4 separate regions of the Homo sapiens genome follow, and all the other regions are linked to region 2. A link is a contact called in ENCODE Hi-C or POLR2A ChIA-PET data. All regions are on one chromosome and are shown on one strand. The core of a region is the stretch at or near the end of the contact, and the rest is flanking DNA. Distances in the headings are between cores, read along the strand shown.

Region 1 (2,803 bases), core at 33-2,532, 630 kb after region 2:
GGTCAGGAGATCAAGACCATCCTGGCTAACGCGGTGAAACGCCGTCTCTACTAAAAATACAAAAAATCAGCTGGGCGTGGTGGCGGGCGCCTGTAGTCCCAGCTACTTGGGAGGCTGAGGCAGGAGAATGGCGTGAACCCGGGAGGCGGAGCTTGCAGTGAGCCGAGATCCGCGCCACTGCACTCCAGCCTGGGCGACAGAGCGAGACTCTGCCTCAAAAAAAAAAAAAAAAAAGTAGGATCAATATACCAGGAAGTCACATGGTGCCTCTGTCTCCAGATTTATCACTGTTGACACGGTTTTTCTCTCTTCCTGGAATCTAAGTGGTCTTTGCTTTGTCAGGGCCTGAAATAAGGTATTTCTTTTCTTTTTTTTTTGAGACAAGAGTCTCACTCTGTTGCCCAGGCTGGAGTGCAGTGGCATAATCTCGGCTCACTGCAGCCTCGCGACCTCCCGGGATCGGGCGATTCTCCCTCTTCAACATCCCGAGCAGCTGGGACTACAGGTGTGAGCCATCATGTCCTGCTAATTTTTGTATTTTTAGTAGAGAAGGGGTTTTACCATGTTCGTCAGGCTGGTCTCCAACCCGAGCTCAAGCGATCCGCCCGCCCCGGCATCCCAAAGTGCTAGGATTACAGGCGTGAGCAACATCGCCCCGCCTGAAATAAGGTATTTCTTCTGCCTGGAACCATCTCTTCTTTTTCATGTACCAGCCTAAAAGAACAATTACAAGACCCTCCTCTAACACTCCACCCACCCCCTTTATTCTTTAACTCTGTTTCTCTCCCTTGGGGCATTATCGGTTAAGTTCCATGAAGACAGAAACTGTTCCCATGCTCCATCACAGGGACTGGCACTGTAGAAAGAGCTAACAAGTATTTAAGGAAGATCCCTGGATTCGAGGTTACAGTGAGGTATGATCGTGTCACAGCACTGCAGTCTGGGCGACAGAGCAAGACTCTGTCTCTTAAAAAAAAAATCTTGCTGTGCTTTTTAGAACTAATCCTATGACCGTGAACCGATTACTTAAAACACCGAACTTCAGTCTGCAAATGGGAATAGCAGCAGCTTATGTTAGGACGGTTATGAGGGTCAAAAGATTTTGTTTGTACAGTCTACGACACCGGCCAGTGTTTCTAGCTCTGCTATTTGAGAGCCTTCCATGGGTCCTACACCCCAGGTCCTTAAACTCCCCTGAGGGACTACCAAGCCCCGCCCCTCTCGCATCCAATGATGACATCATCGACTGGGTTGTCGAGTGACGTCACCTCCGGGCTGGCTGGGCTTCATCGCTTCTCCGGAAACCTCCGACTCTCGGCACCTGGCCTCCAGCTTTCGGTTATTTTTTTTTTCCCTCTCCGTAGCCTGAATTCCTTCCCTCCCATTCTCCCACCTAAAACTATTGGCTCTTCCCGCCTTCCTTCAAACTAGCAATTTTCGGTTTTTCCCTCTTGCTCTCCGGCGAATTCCTGAAAGTCGTTTATTCTCCCCTTCAGCCCCGCCCGTTCAGCTCATTCTCTTAATCGCATTACCCTGGCTGCTTTTCTTTCGGCTGTTTCCACCTCCTGCCACCCACCCGGACACCGCTTTCGGCTCTTTCCGGACCGTCTCAGTTTCTCCTCCTTCCCCGGTCCCGATCGGCTTAGGCTATTTATGGCTCCCCTAGGTTTCTCATGCTCTCTCTAGCCCCACCCATATCACCACCTTCAGCTCTTTCTGGCTCTCCCCCGTCGCCTCCTCGCTCCTGCTCAGCTCCTTTCGGCTATTTCCGCCTCCCCTCGGCCTCGCCCTTTGCCTTCGGCTCTTTCCGCCGGCCTTCGGGCAAGCGGTCTCTACCCCTCTCCTGCACGTGACACGGCCTCCGCCTCCGCCTCTCAGTTCCCCCTCCCATCTCACCCTTCCTCCCGCCTCAGCCTCTAGGCTGGTTCGGGCCGAGCCGCCATTTTGTGTCAATTCCTGATTGCGGCGGGGGCCGGGCAGCCGGGGCACCCAGGGCGGGCAGAGAAGGGAGACAGTCGGCCCGTCTCCGCGGCCCGTTCCCTCTCTCCCTCAAATCCTTTTTTTCTTTTTAACCCCCCACCCCCCTCGCTCGCTCTCCTCTTCTCCCCTTACCCTTCGCTTGCTCCATCGCGCGCGGCCCGCGCTAATTACACCCAACCACCCACCAGTGTCCGTGTCTCCCGGGTGTCCCGCCCCCCGGGGGTGCGTGGGGGGGGGGCTCTCGCCCCTATGAGGGCCCCGCGCCAGTGAGCGAGTGACCGCAAGGGTGGGCTGCGGAGAAAGCAGGCGGCGAGCGGCCCTCCGAGGCCTAGGCCGTGCGGCCTACGCGGAGGTCAGCGCAGAGGTGATTCCGAAACCGAAAAAATATATACCCCATTCCCATCAGGAGCCCTCCGAGCTTAAGTGTGCCCCTCCCGCCACGCCCAAGCAGTCCTTTTTCGTGCATTAACATCCCCTCCCCCCCAAAGGAACTATGGAGGCCGCGCCCGGGACCCCCCCGCCGCCGCCATCAGAGTCGCCGCCGCCGCCATCGCCGCCGCCGCCATCAACGCCTTCGCCTCCTCCGTGTTCCCCCGACGCCCGCCCGGCCACCCCGCACCTCCTCCACCACCGCCTCCCGCTCCCTGACGACAGGTCAGGCCCCCGGTTGGGCCGGGGCTGCGTCCCCGGGGGGAGGAAGAGGAGGAGGAGGAAGGGGGGCGGCCGCCATGTTGGGCCGGGCCGCGGAGGAGGAGGAGGAGGAGGAGGAGGAGGAAGGGCGGGGTCGGTGGGTGTCTCTCGATCGCTTGCTCGCTCGCTCTTT
Region 2 (2,877 bases), core at 203-2,702:
TTTTTCATTTGGGGCCTCTGACAACAAGCCACTGGGGGACAGAAATGCAGAACATCAGCCAGAGATGTTGGAGAGGAAAGAGATTTAACCTGGCAGGTCCAGCCTTCATCTTCCGCTTAGTCAAGTCCCGCCACCGGACTCTTCCAGGCTAAGGCTTCGCCCAGCAGTTTACAGAACTTAGTATTTAGGAAGGACTGCCAGGCGCAGTGGCTCACGCCTGTAATCCCAGCACTTTGGGAGGCCCAGGCGGGTGGCTCACCTGAGGTCAGGAGTTCAAGAGCAGCCTGGCCAACATGGTGAAACCCTGCCTTTACTAAAAATACAAAAATTAGGCTGGGTGTGGTGGCTCACACCTGTAATCTTAGCACCTTAGGGGGCCGGGGCGGGTGGATCACCTAAGGTCAGGAGTTCAAGACCAGCCTGGCCTGTAACATGGCAAAACCCTGTCTCTACTAAAAATACAAAAATTAGCCGGACGTGGTGGTGCATGCCTGTAATCCCAGCTACTTGGGAGGCTGAAGCAGGAGAATCACTTGAACCCAGGAGGCAGAGGTTGCAGTGAGCCGAGATCGTGCCATTGCACTCCAGCCTGGACTACAGAGAAAGACTCCGTCTCAAAAAAAAAAGAAAAAAGAAAAGAAAAGAAAAATAGCCGAGCGTGGTGGCGCCCGCCTGTAATCCCAGCTACTAAGGAGCTGAGGCAGGAGAATCGCTTGAGCCTGGGAGGCGGAGGTTGCGGTGAGCTGAGATCGCGCCTACTCCAGCCTGGGCGATAGAGCGAGACTCCGTCTGAAAAACATATATATATACATATATATACACACACACATATACACATATATATATACACACATATACACATATATATACACACACATATATACATACACACACACACATATTTAGAAAACAGCAAGCTAAGGTGGATGCATGGAACGTATTTATGCTAAAAATTATTCATTGTTTACCTAAAATCCAAATTTAATTGAGCGTCCTGTATATTTATCTGCTAAATCTGGTAACTCTATCAAGCTCTCCAGCTTCCCATGCTGAGTCCCCTGCCCATGCTCTCCATTTCCTCGGCGGTCCCCGGGACAGGAGCCCCCAACCCCCGACCCCCGACCCCCGACCCCCGACGAGTCCACGCAAGCACGCCTGGCCTTGCACCTGGGCGCAGGAACCGTCCCACCTCCCGGAAGTCCCGCCCAACGTACCCGCTCGTGCGCTCCTGTAGCCGCACGTCTTCCAGGAACTGGTCAACCTCCAGCCCCAGCGGCTCCTGAGCAAGCCGCCGCCAGCCCCGCTTCTTATTTCTTGGGCCTCGCCGCCGCCGCCTCAGCGCTGGGTCCACCGAAGTGGGCCGCAGCCCCAGGAAACCAGAATCGGCATCGCTTTTCGAGCTGCGCTTCCCACCAACGCCACTGCCTCCTGCCGCCATCTTGTCAAAGGAAGAACTCAGCCACTGGCGTCCCAAAAAGCCCCTTTGCAGCGTGCGCGCGCAGATTTCCCACCCTCTTCCGTGACGTACTTCCTGTGGCAGCCATATTTATAAAGTGACTGGAGTTGCCAGGAGGCTGCCATCTTGGTAAAGGATAAATGGCTCCTCCTTCCTCCATTCTTTACAGCGGGATCTGAAGATTCCTAACGGCGGCGGGTGGTAGGAAAGAGACGGGAAGGTTGCAGGTTCTTAGCTTTCGCCCTTAAGCGAACACCTTTCCCGGCCGCCTGGGGTCTTTGCTCAAACTGATTTTTTTCTTTAATAGATAAGGTCTCACTTTGTTGCCCCCAGGCTGGAGTGCAGTGGAAGGGTAATGGCTCACTGCAGCCTCCAACTCCTAAGCTCAGGGATTCTCCTACCTCAGCCTCCCGAGTAGCTGCGACCACAGAAGGGTGCATCCGCACCTGGCTAATTTTTTATTTTTATTTTTTGTAGAAATGGAGCCTCCCCATGTTGCCCAGGCTGGTCTCAAACATCTGGTTTCAAGTGATCCTCCTTCCTAGGCCTCCCAAAGCGCTGGGATTACAGGCTCACACCACCACTCCCGGTCCAAACTGATGTGTGTGTGTTTTTTTTTAAGAGACAAAGGTCTCACTATGTTGTCCAGGCTGGTCTTGAACCCCTGGGCTCAAGTGATTCTCCCTCCTCAGCCTCCGAAAATGCTAGGATTACAGATGTGAGCCACCATGCTCGGCCTGATTATTTTTTAATCTCGTTTTCTTAGAAAGTCAGAACCGTCAGTGGCAGATTCCGCACAACACACATTCCAATCTCAGAAGTTTTGTCCTCTCAAATGTTCCAATCCTAGGATCTTAGAAATCAAGTAACTTTCGGAATATCAAAGTTGGAAGCACAGAACATTAGAGGAATGTTAGAAACATACACTTTTAGGACCCTAGAAGTGCAGACTCAGAATCATTCATCTTGAGCGGGCTACTTCACTGTGCCTCAGTTTCCTCATCTGTAAAATAAAGATGATAACAGTACATCTGCGTCATAAGTCATGCAGAAGATTAAACATATGTAAAGCGCTTAAGGCTGCGTCTGGCATCTGAGTGTTAGCTATTGTTACTGCCTTGCCCTCTGAGGCTTCATCTTAGAATCAACTCATCTTTGTCATTTACAAATAAGGAAGGAAGCTCAGAGGCTCTTGGGCCCTGGCAGCCATTCAAAGGGATCCATGGCAGGGCGTGGTGATTCACGCCTCTAATCCCAGCACTTTGGGAGGCCGATGCAGGAGGATCGCTTGAGCCCAGGAATTCAAGACCAGCCTGGGCAACATAGTGAGATCCTGTGTCTGCCAAAAATTTAAAAATTAGCCAGGCGTGATGGTGTGCGCCTGTAGTCCCAGGTACTCGGGAGGCTGAGGTGGGAGGATC
Region 3 (2,700 bases), core at 53-2,552, 610 kb after region 2:
ACAAAAATTAGCCAGGCATGGTGGCGCGAGCCTGTAATCCCAGCTACTCAGAAGACTGAGGTGAGAGGAAGTCTTGAACCCGGGAGGCCAGAGGCTGCAGTGAACCGAGGTCACCCAACTGCACAAAACAAAAGACGTCCTGGCGCGGTGGCTCACTCCTGTAATCCCAGCACTTCAGGAGGCCGAGGCGGGTGGATCACTTGAGGTAAGGAGATCGAGACCAGTCTCGTCAATATGGCGAAACCCCGTGTCTACTAAAAATACAAAAATTAGCCGGGCGTGCTGGCGGGCCCCTATAATCCCAGCTACTCGGGAGGCTGAGTTAGGAGAATCGCTTGAATCCGGGAGGCAGAGGTTGCAGTGAGCCGAGATCGCGCCACTGCCCTCCAGCCTGGGCGACAGAGAGAGACTATCTCAAAAAAAAAAAAAAAAAAAAAAAGAATTCCCTAAGCTACTCCACAATGCCCAAACTACGTCTCCTGTCCTATCAAGACACAGCCCCATACCAAACACAAGCAACCTTTTCGGGAGCCTACGGCCGTCCCCCTCCAGCCTCTCCGAGCCTCTCAAGATTCCCATTTGAGATAACTTGCTCCAAAACTCCTCAAAACCCGCATTCTCTCAGACTGGCCCGCCCGTGAGCTCCCACAAGAGTGTAAGCTCCCGTCTGTCCGGTTGGCCAGTCCAGTCTCCCCTGTGTGCAGCACGGAACCAGGTCCCATACCCTCGAATGAATGAACTGCGTCCCTCACCTCACCCTTTCCACGTATCCCCAGCCCCTCTTATCCCCTAACCGCGATCAAACCCCACAATCACCGCTTTCGGGCCTCGGATTTCCTGAGTTTGAATTCTCCCGCTCTCTCAGGACTCCCCAACGCCCCCTTCAGAGCTCCCATCCTTCGGAACGGCCCTCCCAACCACTTCCCAGACCTTCCAGAAACATCCCCAATCAACTCCTCCAGTCCCCCCAAGAGAGAGACGATCCCAGAGCACAGAATTCCCGCCTCCTCCCTTCAAATCACACCTTCCCGCTCCTTCCGGGCCGCAAACGCCTCAGAATAGACGCCCCCTCCAGACCCTAGCGGCCTCAAGCCGCGCCGGCCCTGACCGTTTCTGGGCCTCCAGTCCCCACAGGCGGATCTGCCGGTCATACTGTGCCGCCTCCTCCTCGCTAATGCCGCCGCCAGCCTCCTCCTTCTCCACCATGGCGCCGGCTCTTCCTGCCTCAGCTCCGGTCCCGCTCAAGCCAACCGCCCGCCGGACCCGCGCGCCACCTACCGCCGCCGGCAGCACGCCCGGAGTGCTTCTGCGCATGCGCAGACCCTCCCACGCCTGCGCAGTACCTCGTCCGCGGAGCCTGGGACCAAAAGTACCTCACGAGACTCAAAGGCGATCCGGCGACTGCATGTCACGTGACGGAGGGTCCAACCAATCCTAGCCCCAAAAATGGCGCGGCTTAAGGCCCCGAGGGCGTTGCCCACGTGGTCACTTATGTGGCACTTAAATTCTGCAAATATTTAAGGAGTGCATACTGAGATCCCAGCAATAGGGATGTTGTAAAATAACGGTATTGAGTGAAATCGACAAAGCCCTGTCCTCATGGAGTTTACGATCCAGTGAGAAAAGCCCGAAGAGAAATAAATATAAACCCAGCGATGATAAATGCTTTGGAGAAAAATAAAGCAGGACATGGGGCTACAGAGTAACAGGGGTGGTCAGGGAAGGCTTATCAGAGGTGACATTGAACTGTCAATTTTTTTTTTTTTTTTTCATAGAGATGGGGTCCCTCTGTTGCCTAGGCTGGTCTCCAACTCCTGGCCTCAAGCCATCCTCCCGCCTCTGCCTCCCAAAGTGCTGGGATTACAACCATGAGCCACTGTGCCCAGCCTTTCATGTCCCTACTATGTGTTGCACTTTGTGCCCAGCCCTGGACATACAATAATAATAAAAATGAACACATCTCTGCCTTAGAGGCAGTCACGGCCCAGTGGGAGAGAGGAGCGTTAAGAAAACAGGAATAGGCCAGGCACGGTGACTCGCACCTGTAATCTCAGCACTTCGGAAGGCCAAGGCAGGCAGATTACTTTAAATCAGGAGTTGGAGACCAGCCTGGCTAATGTGGTGAAATCCCGTCTTTAGTAAAAATAAAAAAATTAGCAGGGCATGGTGGCTCACACTTGTAGTCCCAGCTACTTGGAAGGCTGAGGTAGGATAATTGCTTGAATCCGGGAGGCGGAGGTTGTAGTAAGCCAAGATCATGCCTCTGCACTCCAACCTGGGTAACAGAGCAAGACTCTGTAAAAAAAAAAAAAAAAGAAAGAAAGAAAGAAAGGAAGGAAGGAGGGAGGGAAAGAGAGAGGGAAAGGAAGGAAGGAAGGGAAAAAAAAAAAAAACCAGGGATGGCCCCAGGTGGTCAATATAGGGAAACGCTATCTCTATTAAAAATACAAAAATTAGCTTGGTGTGGTGGTACTGAGTCTATAGTCCCAGCTACGTGGGAGGCTGAGGTGGAAGGATTTCTGATGTTAGAATCATAGGCTTTTTGGCAGGGCACAGTGGCTCATGCCTGTAATCCCAGCACTTTGGGACGCCAGGGAGGGCAGATCACGAAGTCAGGAGTTCGAGACCAGCCCGGCCAAGATGGTGAAACCCCCATCTCTACTAATACTAAAAAATTAGCCGGGCGTGGTGGCACACGCC
Region 4 (2,700 bases), core at 201-2,700, 870 kb before region 2:
CAAGAGTGAGACCCTGTTTTTTCTTTTTTTTTTTTGAGACGGAGTCTCACTCTGTCACCCAGGCTGGAGTGCAGCGCGATCTCGGCTCACTGCAACCTCTGCCTCCCGGGTTCAAATGATTCTCCTGCCTCAGTCTCCCGAGTAGCTGGGATTACAGGTGCGCATCACCATGCCTGGCTAATTTTTGTATTTTTAGTAGAGATGGGGTTTCACCATGTTGGCCAGGCTGATCTCGAACTCCTGGCCTCAGGTGATCCGCAGGCCTTGGCCTCCCAGAGTGCTGGGATTACAAGCTTGAGCTACCACGCCTGGCCTCCAATTTTTTTTTTTTTTTTTTAAAGAAAAGCTTCAGATTTTGTCTTTCCACAGTATGAGGATCTTGGCTTTTAGATGGTCCCTTACCTGGTCCTGCTGCTCCTCTGCTTCAAGGTGTCCATTCATCTGCTGGTCCTCTGCTCTGTTACATCAACGGGACCCTGGCCCTGGGTCTTAAGCCATAGTAGGCTGGTAGGAGCAAGGAGTCAGGTCTCACTGTCCTGGCCTGACCTTCAGCTCTGTGGAGGAGAGGTAAGTGAGGAGCAGCATTGACAGCCAACTGCAGGAGGCCCTTCCAGGCTCAATGTGCCTGAGAACCAAGAGGCAGGGGCCTCCCTGGCGGGTGGGGGGAAGAGTAGATAAGTCATTTTAATCACTGCCCCAGCCAGTCCATCTGGTTGCACACAATATGTATGCTATAATAGGAGTGAAGGCTAATTTTTATTGAGCACTTATTATGTGCAAAATATTGACCTCAGCAGTTTTATTAACTTTCATAATCCTGAAAAACACCCCTGTGTGCCAGGCCTGTTGTCATCCCCTTTTTGTCCATAAGGAGAGTAAGGCCCAAAGAAGTTAAGTGATTTTCCCAAGATCACAGAGAGGTTAAATGACTTGCCCAATCACCCCATTAGTAACTAGCAGAGCCAGGATTTGAATTTGGTTATAGCCTTGCAAGGCCCCATCTCACCATCTTTCTTTGCCACTACTTCTCCCTGGGTCTCCATCTCACCCCTCTTTCTAGGTCTCCTTCCTACCCTTTGGGCCTCCATTCCCCCCACCCCCAAGCCACGGAGTCTCCATTTTGCCTCCCCTATGAAACTCTGTCTCCCTCTTTCTAGGTCAGGGAAGGGCCATCTAGGGGCCGGGGGAGAAGGAGAAGCGGAACTCAAAGGATGGGAATACAGGATGCTATAGATTGAGGTGCAGCAAGATCATCTCGGGTTAGACCTTAAGTAGGACTTCCCAAGCAGCGGCTGCGCCTACGAAGTGCAGCGCGAGATCAGGGAGCGGTGAACCTGATAAGGAAACGCCCGAAGCGTGGGGTCGGAAATTTCCAGATGCCCCGACTAGCCCTGCCAGCCCCGCCTCCTCACCTCCAACACTGGGCCCGCCGGGTCCTCCGGGAGCCACTGAGAGGCCGTCGGCGTCGGGCCAGAGCGTCACCGCGCGACGCATCGTGCTAGCTACACGCATCTCGCTCCCAGATCCCTTTCTTCCGGAAAGCTATCGAGAACACGGCCTGGGTAGGGCCAGAGAGGCCCCCGACGTGCTGGCCCTTCCCTCTTGGACGTTGCGCTTGTTCCTGCGCTCTATGCTCTCTGCCGTTATCGCCCGGCTAGTCAGTCGTCCAACTCACCACAGAGAAGTCCGGATCGTGGTAGAGCGCCGCGTCGCACCCATGTGACGTCACGGCGGCGCCACTCGCTTGAGGCTTTCCCCGCCCACCCCAGCCCGTTCTCTCTTTCCGGACCTGGCCGAGCAGGAGGCGCCATCATGGTGAGCTCGCTTTGCGGCGTTCGGGGCTGGATAATCCGCTGCCATCCGCCGTGGTTTTGGGCTAGGGGCACGCTGGAGGGCGGCAGGGGGTCTGCGGCTGCCCGGAGGGAGCAATTCCCGATACTGGGGACCTACTCTGGGGGCCAGGAAAGCAGGGATGGGTCAGTCATAGCCTACCGCCCCCACTTAGTAGATGACCAAGTGGAGGTACTCGGAGGCTGATATGACTGGGTTTACAAAGCCAGGAAGTGGCAGAGCCAGGATTCCGACCCAGGTGGCTGGACCCGCAGCCACTCTTAGTTATTTGGCTTTGCTGCCTTTATCTGGACCTGTCACTTTCTAGTATGAAAAGTCGGGTTCGATGGGGGCCGCGGCGGGTGAGAGGATCGAGAGCCGAATAACTGGATTTGGGGACCAGGCAGGTCTCTGAGTCTCAGGCCCCTTCCCACCTTGTGATGGTTTTTGAGCCTTTGCCCCAGTGTCTGGCTGTTCGTTGGGTACACAGTAATCTCATCTGACAAGTTTGTGAATTTGGGAAGAAATAATTCACAGGAGATGCTCATCACGGGGTTTTGCACACAGTAAGTGCTGCATAAGTGGAGCTATTAAATAGTTCTTGTAATTGTCAACACAGTCTGAAAAACTTAAGTTGCTCAGAAAGGCAGCAGGGCGGTAGGAGCCTGGCGAGGCGGCTCACGCTTGTTATCCTAGCACTTTGGGAGGCCGAGGCGGGAGGATTCCTTGCCCAGGAGATCAAGACCAGCCTGGCCAATATTGTGAGACCCTGTCTCCACTTTAAAAACGATGTTTTAAAAAGACACTATTTGGTAAGGGTTGTTGGATTGACTGATGCTGTAGGAGAGGTGGTTCTAGTAGTATTGCTAG

The links. A loop is a pair of places that touch in the nucleus more often than their neighbours do. ChIA-PET counts read pairs that join two places held with the same protein, here RNA polymerase II (POLR2A). Pooled maps may share reads with other maps.
Region 1: a map of CD8-positive, alpha-beta T cell shows a loop between it and region 2 (6-fold over the local background). The contact joins the promoter of ZC3H4 here to the promoter of NOP53 in region 2. A Hi-C loop is called at or near these places in 1 of 168 maps with a recorded cell type or tissue (CD8-positive, alpha-beta T cell), 3 of 37 single-sample maps with no recorded cell type and 8 of 50 pooled maps.
Region 3: a pooled map shows a loop between it and region 2 (7-fold over the local background). The contact joins the promoter of SAE1 here to the promoter of NOP53 in region 2. A Hi-C loop is called at or near these places in 3 of 50 pooled maps. POLR2A ChIA-PET finds 5 or more read pairs at or near these places in 2 of 52 experiments (HEK293 and PC-9).
Region 4: a map with no recorded cell type shows a loop between it and region 2 (25-fold over the local background). The contact joins the promoter of SPHK2 here to the promoter of NOP53 in region 2. A Hi-C loop is called at or near these places in 1 of 168 maps with a recorded cell type or tissue (heart left ventricle), 2 of 37 single-sample maps with no recorded cell type and 5 of 50 pooled maps.

The regions. Positions count from the first base shown.
Region 1 is chr19:47,112,255-47,115,057 of GRCh38, reverse strand. It overlaps ZC3H4 (zinc finger CCCH-type containing 4), which reads left to right and starts at 1,282. Exons shown (of 15, transcript NM_015168.2): 1 at 1,282-1,338; 2 at 2,469-2,634. The coding sequence starts at 2,474. RefSeq lists enhancers at 1,140-1,369, 1,610-1,769, 1,649-2,376, 2,377-2,803 and silencers at 2,180-2,269, 2,520-2,803.
Region 2 is chr19:47,744,121-47,746,997 of GRCh38, reverse strand. It overlaps NOP53 (NOP53 ribosome biogenesis factor), which reads right to left and starts at 1,452. Exons shown (of 13, transcript NM_015710.5): 1 at 1,215-1,452; 2 at 1-31. The coding sequence starts at 1,438. RefSeq lists enhancers at 259-759, 1,180-1,569.
Region 3 is chr19:47,129,437-47,132,136 of GRCh38, reverse strand. It overlaps SAE1 (SUMO1 activating enzyme subunit 1), which reads right to left and starts at 1,302. Exons shown (of 9, transcript NM_005500.3): 1 at 1,109-1,302. The coding sequence starts at 1,206. RefSeq lists enhancers at 982-1,221, 914-1,528.
Region 4 is chr19:48,618,256-48,620,955 of GRCh38, reverse strand. SPHK2 (sphingosine kinase 2) reads right to left here and starts at 1,450. Exons shown (of 7, transcript NM_020126.5): 1 at 1,413-1,450; 2 at 403-554. The coding sequence starts at 441. It overlaps RPL18 (ribosomal protein L18), which reads left to right and starts at 1,778. Exons shown (of 7, transcript NM_000979.4): 1 at 1,778-1,815. The coding sequence starts at 1,813. RefSeq lists enhancers at 1,107-1,196, 1,357-2,036, 2,307-2,700.